Linked DNA regions of Homo sapiens: region 1 is linked to region 2. A link is a contact called in ENCODE Hi-C or POLR2A ChIA-PET data. All regions are on one chromosome and are shown on one strand. Each heading gives the region's core, a stretch centred on a gene start or an enhancer-like site at or near the end of the contact. The rest is flanking DNA. Distances are from core to core; before and after follow the strand shown.

Evidence for each region. A loop is a pair of places that touch in the nucleus more often than their neighbours do. ChIA-PET counts read pairs that join two places held with the same protein, here RNA polymerase II (POLR2A).
Region 1: a loop to region 2 is called in a map of PC-3, with 4 times the contacts of the local background. The contact joins two enhancer-like sites. A Hi-C loop is called at or near these places in 1 of 168 maps with a recorded cell type or tissue (PC-3). POLR2A ChIA-PET finds 5 or more read pairs at or near these places in 1 of 52 experiments (activated naive CD4-positive, alpha-beta T cell).

Annotation. Positions count from the first base shown.
Region 1 is chr12:106,285,099-106,291,367 of GRCh38, forward strand. No RefSeq gene overlaps it. Among named protein-coding and RNA genes, the nearest start is that of TCP11L2, 14 kb to the right of the region's middle. RefSeq lists an enhancer at 3,333-3,627. Within about 2 kb of position 3,498, at least 6 of the 41 ENCODE cell types and tissues checked have a DNase peak (open chromatin) inside an H3K27ac peak, as active enhancers do; they include PC-3, where a contact is called at or near this core.
Region 2 is chr12:105,210,000-105,217,045 of GRCh38, forward strand. It overlaps APPL2 (adaptor protein, phosphotyrosine interacting with PH domain and leucine zipper 2), which reads right to left. Exons shown (of 21, transcript NM_018171.5): 5 at 1,231-1,318. Among named protein-coding and RNA genes, the nearest start is that of APPL2, 23 kb to the right of the region's middle. Within about 2 kb of position 4,797, at least 10 of the 41 ENCODE cell types and tissues checked have a DNase peak (open chromatin) inside an H3K27ac peak, as active enhancers do; they include PC-3, where a contact is called at or near this core.

The DNA.
Region 1 (6,269 bases), core at 2,248-4,747, 1.1 Mb after region 2:
CTACCTAGAACATTCTTTCCCCAGACATCTGCAGGCTAACGCCCTCGCTTTGTTTAGATTTCTGCTCAAATGTAACTTCAGCGTTGCAGCCTTACCTGACCAAGCTACCTAAAAAAATAGGCCCCCAAGCCCCTCTCTGTTGTCATAGTATTTGTCATACATGAAATTATCACGTGGATCAATTTCTTGGTTTCTGTGCTGCCTGCCTACCCTACTAAAATGTGAGCTCCCTGAGGACAAGGACTTTTCCTGTGTTGATCACTCTTGGGTTCTCCAGATTTAAGCACTGCTTGGCACCTAGTAGGTGCTCAATAAATATTTTCTGAATGAATTAATGACAATCTGACTGACTCTACCTCACTCCATGGCCTAGCAAGAACATTCACACACAGACACACACCCTTTTAAAGCCTCTTCTTCCTTTTCTCTACTCCTCTAATTCTCATATTTTTGGGAAAGCCTTGCTTCCATCTAATCTTTTCAGTCCCCTGATTTAAATATGTGTGTGTGTGTATATATATGTTTATATATAATATATAATATATTTATATATATTTTATTTTATTATATATATTTTTATAGTATATATTTTATATATAATATATATTTATATATTATATACACACTATATATATATACACACACATATATATAATTTTTCACAAAGCCATGTCTGATTAATAATCTGATAACTGCCAAAGTTCTTGGGCTAGGCACTAACAGAGCTGTCTCCAGGAGGCTAAACTATGTTAGAACTGATTAAGGAAGACATCACGATGCTCCAAGCATAAGCAAACAGGAGTGTGTACAGGGTCAGGGAGAGGACTTGCCTCCCACTTCTGCATTGAGCCCAGCACAAGTTTGGAAGCTATGGAAGTATCCAGAGATTGTCTGCCATGAGTCTTGGCTGTCCTATGGCTCATAGTGGCAAAGGTGTCTAAGCATCTCTATGCACAGCAAACCTGCACACGCGATAATCCGAGTAAGAGAGGACAAACAAGGTTAATGGCATGCAGTGTTTGTAAACTCAGAGACATGCATGAGTGCTCAGAACTAACTGCGGGATGGTTTAAAGAAGACTGATTTCCAGCAATACAGCTGGTATGCACTCATGCCATCATAATTTGAATACAAAAAGGAAGTATGACCTCATTTTCTACTCACAAGGTTGTGTGGACTGAGACCAGGAGTAAAACATGAGTTGAAAATCTGAGTTAGATGTAAAAATGAACCAGGTAAATTAATTATCCAAATCATGGATGGGGTCAGTCTTTAGTAAATATACTTCCAAATTCTCCAACTATGTTCTTATTTTTCTTTCCTTCAGTTTGCTTTTCCCCCCAAACATCAACATGCTGAAGAAGTTCTTTAGAAAAACTATATTCACTGTTTTTCAGGTTTGTTTAATTACTGGCATTGTATCATTTTTTTTTTCATTGCAACTACTGGGTATTTCTTTTTTTTTTGAGACGGAGTCTCATTCTGTCGCCCAGGCTGGAAGGCAGTGGCACGATCTCAGCTCACTGCAACCTCCGCCTCCCAGGTTCAAATGATTCTTTTGCCTCAGCCTCCCGAGTAGCTGGGATTACAGGCACGCACCACCATGCCTGGATAATTTTTGTATTTTTAGTAGAGATGGGGTTTCACTATGTTGGGCAGGCTGGTCTCGAACTCCTCACCTCATGATCCACCCACCTCAGCCTCCCAAAGTGCTGGGATTACAGGCATGAGCCATCACGCCCAGCTTAACTATTTGGTATTTCAAAGACATTATTGTTTGAATCGTGTTTTATGAGCCACCTAAGGAACTAAGTTTCCTATGTGCAACTAGGTATTCTTGCCAAGAATCCCTGATAATTACTGGGACGTCGTTTGTTTATAAATCATACATTGGGCTGGGCACAATGGCTCATGCCTGTGATCTCAACACTGGGAGGCTGAGGTGGGTGGATCACTTGAGCCCAGGAGTTCGAGACCAGCCCAGCCAACATGGTGAAATCCTGTCTCTACTAAAAATACAAAAATTAGCCGGGAATGGTGGCGGGCATCTGTAATTCCGGCTACTCGGGAGACTGAGGCAGGAGAATCGCTTGAACCCGGGAGGCAAAGATTGTAGGGAGCCAAGATCGTGCCACTACACTCCAGCCTGGGCAGCAAAGGGAGATGCCATCTCAAAAAAAAAAAAAATCATAAATTGCTCAACAGTGGGTTGCTTTTTTAAGTGCTGATATCGACTATACACAAAATGATCTTGATTCATCTGCTTGCTGTGGCCCAGAAATTTCTGCTTTTGCAGAAGAGAAAATAAGACAGGTAAGGGGCTAGGAAGGGTGGCTGAGAATGAGGCTACAACCTGTGACCCTTCACAGGTCTGTTTAAAACAATAGCATCAATCTTCTCCAGAAAAGTGGCTGTTGGTGGGAAGGTAGCCATAACAAAGACTATTAATTCTGACCTGTGGCTTCTTGTGGTTTAAGAGCATTTTATGCTCTTAGAGCATTTGGAGATCATTTCTTCGAACTGTTCCAACCTGCCTCAAACCAAATATTACCTGATTAGTAAAGAAATAGCAAATTAGTCAAATGTGCATTGCAGGGGGTGTGTGTGTTGGGAGGTAGGTTTCTTCCTTTAACTGACTTTCTTTGAAGACCTACTAGGCCAAATCACTGCTGGAAGAACTAAAGGTTGGGCTGGGGGGTGGTTACAGAGGTGAGTGAAATTTGGTCCCTGCCTTCCAGACACTAAAAATCTAAAGGAGGAACAGACATGAATAGAAATAAATAAACTCAAAAAGGATGTTCTCAGTAGCACTTAATGTCACTTTCACACCTAAGATTTTATTATCCTATTCTATTTATCCATTCAACAAATATGTATTCAGGTCACCCAGGGGAAATTGAAACTGAGGTCTGTGGGGAGTACAGAGAAGGGCATAATTACTTCCAAAGGTGGAGCCGTGGAAGGTTATGATACAGGTTGCATGGTAGCATCTGAGCTGAATCTTAAATGGCAAGTAGAAATTTGGGAGATAGATAGATTTATGGGGTGAAAGATACCGTGAGAAAAGAGTAGTGTATAAGTAAAACCAGGACCCCAAATTTAGGTATCAATAAGTGTTTTAGCATTCCTAAAGTGTGACAAATAATGGTGGGGTTTTGTGGTATGTAGTCTTTCCTAATCTGTGGCAGATACATTCCAAGACCCCTAATGGATGCCTGAAACCATGGATAGCACCAAACCCTATACAGACTATGTTTTTTCCTGTACATACATACCTATGAAAAAGTTTAATTTATAAATAAGGTACAGTAAAAGATTGACAACAATAATTAGTAATCAAATAGAATAATTATAACAATATGTGAGGATCACTACTCTTGTGCTTTGGGGCCATTATTAAGTAAAATAAAGGTTACTTGAACGCAAGTACTGCAATACTGCCACAGTCAATCTAATGGGTTACTGAGTGACTCACATGTAGTGTACACAGCATGGATATGCTAGACAAAGGGATGATTCATGTTTTGGTCGGGTTGGAGCAAGATGGGGCGAGATTTCATCATGCTCCGCAGAATGGCACACAATTTAAAACTTATGAATTGTTTATTTCTGGAATTTTCCATTTAATAGTTTCAGACTGCAGTAGACAGCAAGTAACTGAAAACTTGTAAAGCGAAACCACAGATAAGGGGGAACCACTGTAGTTTTAAAGCATGTCTGCAAATTCTTTGACACTTCCTACAAAAGGTAAAGTCTAATGCCCCTCCCTTCGAATATGAGCCGACTCTAATGACAGGCTTCTAATTAAGAGAATGTAGTGGAAATGACACTTCACAACTTCTGAAGCCAGGCTAGAAAAGGTGATACAACTTCTACCTGGCATGCTCTCATAACATGTGCTTTGGGAACCCATGTGTGAGAATTCCAGCTACCCTGAAGCTACTGGGCTGCAGAGACTACGTGGAAAGGCCACATAGCGAGATGGAGAGATGCCTCAGAGGCCCAGCTACTGGAGTCTTCCCAGCATCAACCACCACCACAAGTGTGGAGATTTTCCAGTGACTCTTACCCTCCACTTTCAAGTCTTCTAGGTCAGGTCCCAGACATTGTGGAGCAGAGATAAGCCTTCCCTGCTGAATCCTGTTCAAATTCCTGATACACAAGAATCTGTGAGCATAATGAAAGGTTGTTTTGTGCCACTAAGTTTAGGGACTAATTTGTTGCACAATCATTATAACTAGAGAAAGCTTGCTAGAAGATAAGGCAGAAAGAATTGGTTGCTTCCCAATCAATGAAGGCCTTGAAGTTTGAGTTTTACTTGGGAGTAATGGGGAGCCACTGATGGTTTTTGAGTAGGTATGTGACATGACACATGATGAGAGGAGGAAGAGAGCAAGATATGGAGTCCATGATTCAGGGAAGTGGTATGGAAGCAGAAACATCGGTCTCTGTGGCTTTCTCTCATCTCCTTGAGAAATCCTGAGAAATATGAAAACAGAAGCATGGTGGGCAGGAATATCTAAGATATACCAATGTATAAAACCACTGCTTCAGGACCTGAATATTACACCAAAAGCTAGTTTTCTCTTTTCTTCCTCTCTCTCTCTCCCTTTTTTTTTTTTTTTAGATTGAGTCTTGCTCTGTTGCGCAGGCCGAAGGGCAGTGGCACGATCTTGGCTCACTGCAGCCTCCACCTCCCGGGTTCAAGTGATTCTCCTACCTCAACTTCCCAAGTATCTGGGGTTGCAGGCAGCAGCCACCATGCCCAGCTAATTTTTTTGTAGTTTTAATGGAGACAGGGTTTCACTATGTTGGCCAGGCTGGTCTCAAACTCCTGACCTCAAGTGATCTGCTTGACTTGGCCTCCCGAAGTGTTGGCATTACAGGCGTGAGACACCGCACCTGGCCTTTTTTTCCCCTCGTTTTCAATGGGATTAAGAAAAAACTAGATTGGCGAGACTTATACAAAGAGAAATCAACTAAATAATGCGAAATGTATCATCCCTCTTGCTCTTTAAGTCTGGCTTTTCCCCGCTAGGTACACACTGCCATTTCTCACCTCTTTGAGTTTTGTCATTCTGTCCCCTTACCTAGAACACTCTGACTCCCTTTCTTCTTCTAGCTAACTCACCCCTCAAGACTCAGCTTTGGGGTAGCTCATTTGTTTATTTATTTACAAAATATTTATGAAGAACCAAATTTTGTACCAGACACCACATCAGGCACTAGAAAGACAGCCATGAAGAAGATTACCTATCTGCGCAGAGTCCAGTGGGAGGAAGAGATGTAACCAGATATATAAATGAAACAGTGATGGTATCAATTTTATTGGTACAATTTTGTCCAGGGCACCCAGGTGCGGTGGCTCACCTTTGTAATCCCAGCACTTTTAAAGGCTTGGGGCAGGAGAATCACTTGAGCTCAGCAGTTCGAGACCAGCCTGGGCAACAAAGCAAGAACCTGTCTCTACAAAAATAAAATAAAATAAAATAAATTAGCTGGACACAGTGGCATGTACCTGTAGTCCCAGCTACTCAAGAGTCCAAGGCAGGAGGATATTTTGAGCCCAAGAGTTCAAGATTGCAGTGAGCTATGATCGTGCCACTGCACTCCAGCCTGGGTGACAGAGCAAGACCCTGTCACACACAAAAAATGAATCTGGAGTCCCAAGAAAGTGAGTGAAGATCCATCCATCACTTCCCTCCTATTTCACTGGCCAGAATCCAGTAAATCCGGTAGTAAGTCAATATCTAACCATAAGGGAGGCTGTGTGACCAGCAGGTAAAGGAAGTAGATAAGTCACTCTCTGGCACATAGTCTACATATGTTCATTTCATTTTACTTTCACAGGATTCCCAATTAGTTAGGCCTGATCATTCTCATTTTATGGACAAGATAATTCAGACTTTGAAAGGTTAAGCAGCTTGCCTAAAATCCTTCAGCATTTAGATAGTAGTGCTGCAATTCAAACAGAAGGTTGATTTTTTTTTTAATAAATCTACCCTCTTTCCACTGCCTGTATGCTATTTTTCCCAACCCTGCTACTATTCCCCAAAAGAAATGTTTATGTTGTTATGTGTCTTTGTAAATAATTATACAGTCATGCATCTCATAACTGTTTCAGTCAATAGTGGACAGTATATTTGATGGTGGTCCCATAAGATTACAGTGTAGCTGCCCTAGATACATGTACCATAATTTATCTTTTACACCATATTTTTTCTACTTTTTGTATGTTTAGATATGTTTAGACACACAAATACTTGCCA
Region 2 (7,046 bases), core at 3,547-6,046:
GCCTGGGCTGAAATGCAGTGGCGCGATCTCGGCTCACTGCAACCTCCACCTCCCGGGTTCAAGCGATTCTCCTGCCTCAGCCTCCCGAGTAGCTGGGACTACAGGCATGCGCCACCATGCCCGGCTAATTTTTTATAGTTTTAGTAGAGACGAGGTTTCGCCGTGTTAGCCAGGATGGTCTCGATCTCCTGACCTAGTGATCCGCCCGCCTCAGCCTCCCAAAGTGCTGGGATTACAGGCGTGAGCCACTGTGCCCGGCCAATCTTTACCTTTAAGACTTGTCTTTAGATTTACTGCAACCTTCTCCGCCCCAACCCCCGCCGCAAAAAAAGCTTAAAGTGATATATTTTTAAAGAGTAAGTAATATACTGACCAGATCTTTTAGCATTCAGGTTTAGGCTTTTTTGGGGCCAGCAACTTGTTTATATCAGTGTTCTAGAAAATGTAATTCTTAAACTCTAAGTAATAAATACTTCCAATGAAGAGACAATAGGACTAGAAAATGTGGAGTCCCTTTTCTAACATCAGCGAAGTTTTTTCAAGATTATTCACGCTTTTTTATGTGCATTTTGTGACTACTTTGATTTCTAAGAAATATAAAATTGTCCTAACGCTTTATTTTAGTTGAAGAACCAAAATTAGTCCAAAAGGACAACTAAGTTTTCTGACTGACTCACAGATTCCCTTACTCACTAACTGGTAGTTCCATAAGAGCAGTCCCCATCCATCGTTCACAGCTGCATCCCCAGAGTCTAGCACAGAGAATGCATGGTTCCTATCCCGTCTTCCCCTTTCTCCAAACCCCGCTTTCCATTCCAAAGCATTCACGGTTCCCCCAAGAACAGCATGACTTTACAAATGTCCCCTAATCTGGAACACAGCCTTAATGTCATTTTTCAAAACCCAGCTCAGAGATCACCTTCTTCAGGAAGCCGTCCCTAGCACGCCTTTCTGTGTGCTGTTTCTACTCCTGTGCGTCTCTGTCCTGCTACCCTCAGCAAATGACATTACAACGATCTGTTTCCACACCTGTCTTCTCACTGGCCTGTGATCTCCTTTAGGTGAGCCGGGAACACAGTGGGAAGTCAGTAAAAGTTCACTGAATTGAACTGCTCAAAAAGAAAGGCATTTCTCAGCGATCCACACATTGAAAGAAATGCAGTAAGAATTATTATGAAATGCATTACACAATATTTTGAAGGTAACTGGCATTGAACTCAGTTACTTTACCTGTGAGATCCTTTTCTCGGAATTGTATGATAGGTAGAACCATTGTGTCTGCCAACTGTTTAGCCAGCTCTGTATGGAGAAGATTAAGCTGAAAGAAAGAGAATGGTATTCAAGTAAATTAAATACATTATTATTATTGACATAGTCTCATTTCACCAAGGAATCACACTGAACACTTCCGTGTGGTCACAGAGCTCAGGCAGACTTCCTCAGCAAGTAAGTACCCTTCATAAAGCAGTAAATGATATTGGCCTAGAAGCATGAAAAATGAAATGCAAGGTTCTAACTGACCAGGGCACCAATGAAGCTTGCTAACAGAGTGTCTGGGCCCACAGTTACCCTGTTCACTGGGCAGACTCTGCTTCTTCTGTGTTCCCACTCTGGGCCCCACCCCACTGGAGAATCCTAATGCCTGGATGTGCCTGCAGAGAACACAGCCAGCTGTCAGTGCTGTCATGGCTCAGGACCTCGCCAGGCTGCTCGACTCTCTCACTCTCCAGGGAGGCTGAAGCCACGCCTGAAAGATGGGCCTGCTGGAAACCTACTCGCCTGAAAACCACGGCCAGCTATGGGCCTGGAAGTGACTCTGGAGAAAGAATACTCCCTAACGGCTAGGCGTGGTAGCTCACGCCTGTAATCCCAGCACTTTGGGAGGCTGAGGCAGGCGGATCATGAGGTCAGGAGATCGAGACCATCCTTGCTAGCACAGTGAAATCCTGTCTCTACTAAAAATACAAAAAATTAGCCAGCATGGTGGCGGGCACCTGTAGTCCCAGCTATGTGGGAGGCTGAGGCAGGAGAATGGTGTGAACCCGGGAGGTGGAGCTTGCAGTGAGCCGAGATCGCACCACTGCAGTTCAGCCTGGGTGACAGAGCGAGACTCCATCTCAAAAAAAAAAAAAAAAAAAAAGAATACTTCCTACCAAAACAACTCTGCCAGATTTCAGACCTTTAGTCTAGAAAAGGACCTGAGAATAAGATAACTGCATTTGGATGTGATGCTCCTCACCAGATGATTTTAACAGCCCTTGACTCTTTCTCCCCTTCTACCTCAAGGACTGAGTAAATTCTATCTTTGTAAATTATCTAGGAGAAATAAAAATTATCCCTATCAGTGCATTTTTGAGTACTTTTTGCATGCCAGCTTTATACGCTCAATACTAAGTAGTTCTCACCCATTCTGTGAGTTAGGTATTATTTATCATCACCACTTTACAGACATGCAAATAGCTCTCCAAATCCAGAGGGCAAATAAACAGCATAGCTGGGCTTTTAATCTGGGGCTGGTGAGATCTAAGATTCGTTTACTTTCCACTACATAGCCTGGGATACAGAATTTGTCCTTTATGCTCACGTTTGGGAATCTAGACGTTGGCAATGAATACAGTGGAAGGGATCTTCCCACTAGACCACAGACTTCCAGATATTTTGGGATTCCTGCTGGGTGACTAAGGGGAAATCACCCAGCAATCACTTTTGGATTCAACATGTGGCAAAGTTTCTTTTAGCAGTGCTGGCAGTCACGCATATTCATCAACCTTCTGCACACGCATCTCCCAACAGATCTGGTCCTTCGAGGCTGTGGCTTCAGAGGCCACTCTTACAAGCTTAAAGACTTGCCTAAGGTCAACCATTTGCCAGGCAAGGAAGCACCGGGGCAAACTGCTAACACTTTCCCTATCGCTCAACCAAGTCAAAGCATGGCAGCTGTATTTGAGGGTAACACAGGAAGACAGCCATGCCAGTAAATGCCTTCAGAACAGAATGTGATGACTACTTTTCCAGAATAACTTCTATAAGAAAGGTACTGTTTTTCATTAACAGTTAACAGGCTCTGTGCTTGACGCTTTGAGAGACATTATTTAATTCAATCAATATAATAGCCCAATTAAGTGGGCCTTGCTGATGCCATATAAGATGGAGAAACCAAAACTCAGAAAGATTAAGTGTCTTTCCAATGGTTATGCACTACAGAAATGGTACATTTCCCAGCTACTCATTTTCTCCCCAAGAATTAAGGGGGTTATGTCATCAGCTTTTAACATGGGGCTTTTGAGCTGTGAGTTGTACAGGATAATCACTGCTAACCAGAGCACCTTCACTCAGGAGAATGGAAGGGGAATGCATCACCTCTCACAACTTTAGCATCACCATATAGAAAATGGGGACAACAGCATCTTCCTTGCATGGCTAAGGCATGTGAGGACAAGACAGTGACATGAACAGGACACACTCAGAGCAGAGTGCCTGGCATATATGCTCGGTCTTCAATCAGTGGACTCTAATGACAATGACATCCTGTCTCAGGTGCACTCAAAAGAAGTGGTCCAGAAACTCTGCTTTTAGGGAAATCACCATGCGTGGAAATCTCTGTGTGACTTATAACATGGAAGATCTCATTCCAACGCATTCTATCAGGTGTAAGCCACATAAATTTCTACTTTTTGTTGAACTTTCCTGTAATTTCTGAGTCAAATAACTTGCCTTAAAATTTTTTCAACCTGGTTTAGGCCCAGGTAGAGAGAACAGCTACTCCCCTCTTCCCAGATTTAGGCCCCACCTGGGCTAACTGCTATCACTTTCTGGGTCTTTACATCAAAAGGTTTGTTTGAAAACTCCTTGCAGAGCTAACTCTTCCAGGGTGCCATGATACTACCTGTAACAACCACACTTCTGGCTGGGCGTGGTGGCTCACACCTGTAATCTCAGCACTTTGGGAGGCTGAGGCGGGCAGATCACTGACGTCAGGAGTTCAAGACCAGCCTGACCAACATGGAGAAACCCCGTCTCTACTAAAAATACAAAATTGGCCGGGCGTGGTGGTGCATGCCTGTAATCCCAGCTGCTTGGAAAGGCTGAGGCAGGAGAGTTGCTTAAACCCGGGAGGCAGAGGTTGCGGTGAGCCAAGATCGTGCCATTGCACTCCAGCCTGGGCAATAAGAGCAAAACTCTGTCTCAAAAAATAAAAAAATAAAAACCATACTTCCATCCTTTGGGAACTATTCACTCCCTACTAAAACAATCATCATTCCTGCCCATGACAACGTGGTTGTAAGTAAATATTTTAAACTGGAAATCTTGCTTCTGGGGTTTCGACAACTAACCGCGTTTCCTTAGCAACTCTCTTCTCAAGCAAACATGTGACTCAGGAGTGTAGTCTATTGCTTCTCGCCCTGGGTTATCTTTCTACTGTTCATTAAGGAAAACTCTTCCCCAACCTTCCAAAAATCACTTTTGCTCCTCTATAATCACATCTTCTATGTATCTTTTATCCATTTCAACACATCTGAGAGAGAGCCACGCAGTGCATGTGATATCATGATATAATAAAAAATATGTATTTGGTCTTTGCCCCCAGTTCTTGGCATAGAGCTCTGAAAACCCTTGTAATTTCCTCATCAATAGAAGTGCTAGGAGCATATTTTGTTATAATACTTGGTCTTTGACCCCAGTTTCTGACACAGAGATCCTAATCCTTTGGAATTTCCTGGATGATGGGAGTGTCTTTTGTTCTGATGAGGCAACTCCTGGTGGCCTCCAGGATAGGGGCTGGTCACCAGAAACACCAAACCACGATTATGAGCTTGGAGCTTTTAGCCCCGCCCCCATCTTCCAGGAACGGGAGAGAGCTGGAGGTTGATCACATCTATGTGATGAAGCTGCCAATAAAAATACCTGAACTGCAGGGTTTGGAGAGCTTCCAGGTCATTAAAACACCTGGCAGAGCCCAGAGGGGTGACGTCCCCAGAGAGGGCACGGAAGTTCCACGCCGCCTCCCCTGTACCTTGCCCTATGTATCACTTAATCTGGCTGTTCATCTGTGTCCTCTGTAATATCCTTTATAATAAAGGTAAATTTAAGTGTTTCCCTGATTTGTGGGCCATTCTAGAAAATAATCAAATCCCAGGGGGATGTTGCAGGAACCCCTAGTTTATAGCTCGTTTGTCAGAAGTACCAGAGGCCTAGACTTGCAATTGGCATCTGAAGTGTGGGGGAGGGGGTAGTCTGGCGGGATCATGCCCTTAACTTGTGGGATCTGAGGCTATCTCCAGGTAGATATGTCAGAATTGAGTTAAATTGTAGGACAGCCAGTTAGTGTCACAGAATTGCTTGATGTGGGGAAAACCCACACATTTTGGTGACCAAAGTGTGCTGAGTGCTGAAAGTATAGAAAGAGAATGAGTTTGTCTTTTTCCTACTGTTTAGTAGGGTAGAGGACAAAGCCCAATAAAAATCATATGACGTGTTCACTTTTACATCCCCCGTGCCTAGAACAGCGTCTGCTAAATAGGAGGTCATCAATAAATGTTTGTTGAATAAATAATGGCTTGTTGAACTGGTTTGTTGAATAAACGAAAATGCAATCAGTACAGTTTTATATGAATGTTAGTTTCTCATTTTGTAAACTGAAGACAGTATCTACTGCAGATCAATAACTGGTCAGTTAAATGGCATCTGCACACTCCTTTATGTTTATTCTTTATCATGATTTTTTGAGTATTCAAACTCCTTAAAAGATGGAACTATTTGGCCAGGCGCGGTGGCTCATGCCTGTAATCTCAGCACTTTGGGATGCCGAGGTGGGCGGATCACAAGGTCAGAAGACCGAGACCATCCTGGCCAAGATTTTTAGTAGGGTGAAACCCTACTAAAAATACAAAAAATTAGCCGGGCGTAGTCCCAGCTACTCGGGAGGCTGAGCCAGGAGAATGGTGTGAACCCGGGAGGTGGAGCTTGCAGTGAGCCGAGATTGCGCCACTGCACTCCAGCCTGGGAAACAGAGCGAGACTCCGTCTTATAAACAACAAAAAAAGATGGAACTATTTATATCTACCTAATTTTGCAGAGTTCTGTCCAGCACTAGTAGCATCTGAGCTCTTATGTTTTTTACAATTAGAATTTATGCACTTTTCCTATAATACCTGGTTTCGTTTTTTACAAATATTCCAAATGTACTGTAAAATATAGCTATAAGAACAGTTGTATTAAACCCTTTGTAGTAAGCTAGGCATGGTGGCCCATGTCTGTAACCCCAGCACTTTGGGAGGCTTAGACAGGAGGATCCTTTGAGGCCACAGTTTGAGGCCAGCCTGGGCAACAAAGCAAGAGGCCATCCCTACAAAATTAAAAAATGAGAAAAAAATATAAAAATAAACCCTTTGTAGTGGGTTGAACTGTGACCCTCCCCTAAAAGATATGACCACCCAGAACATGTGAATATTTGAAAAAAAGAGTCTTTGCAGATGTAATGAAGGATCCTGAAATGAGATCATCCTGGATTGTCACTAAATCCAATGCCAAGTGCCTGTATAAAAAGAGAAGACACAGAAGAGGAAAAACATGGGGGGTAGAGGGGATGTAAAGCCAGACTGGAGTGATGCTGCCACAGCCAAGGAACACCTGGAGCCACCAAAAGATGCACGAGGATTCTCCCCGGAGCCAACGGAAGCAGTGTGGCCCTGCCAGCACCTTGACTTCAGCCTTCTGGCCTACAGCACACTGGGAGGGAATAAAGTTCTGTTGTTTGAAGCTACATATTCATGGTAATTTACTATGGCAATCTGAGAAACTAATATACTCTCCTTTAGAAACCGAATTCTCAGAAATCTTTCTTTTGGTCTATTCTTCATATATATCGAAGCCATTCCCCTCAAACCAGAAACAAACATTAATAGTTAGTGTATAACCTCTCCTAGGAAAGGAGCTTTGTAAGATCAAGAAGTTGAGATACCTTCTCAGATATTTAAGTAGAAATTTAAAAATGGAAAGTGGGCCAAAATAACAACAAAAGAAAGTTCGAGAAAGAATCAAATACA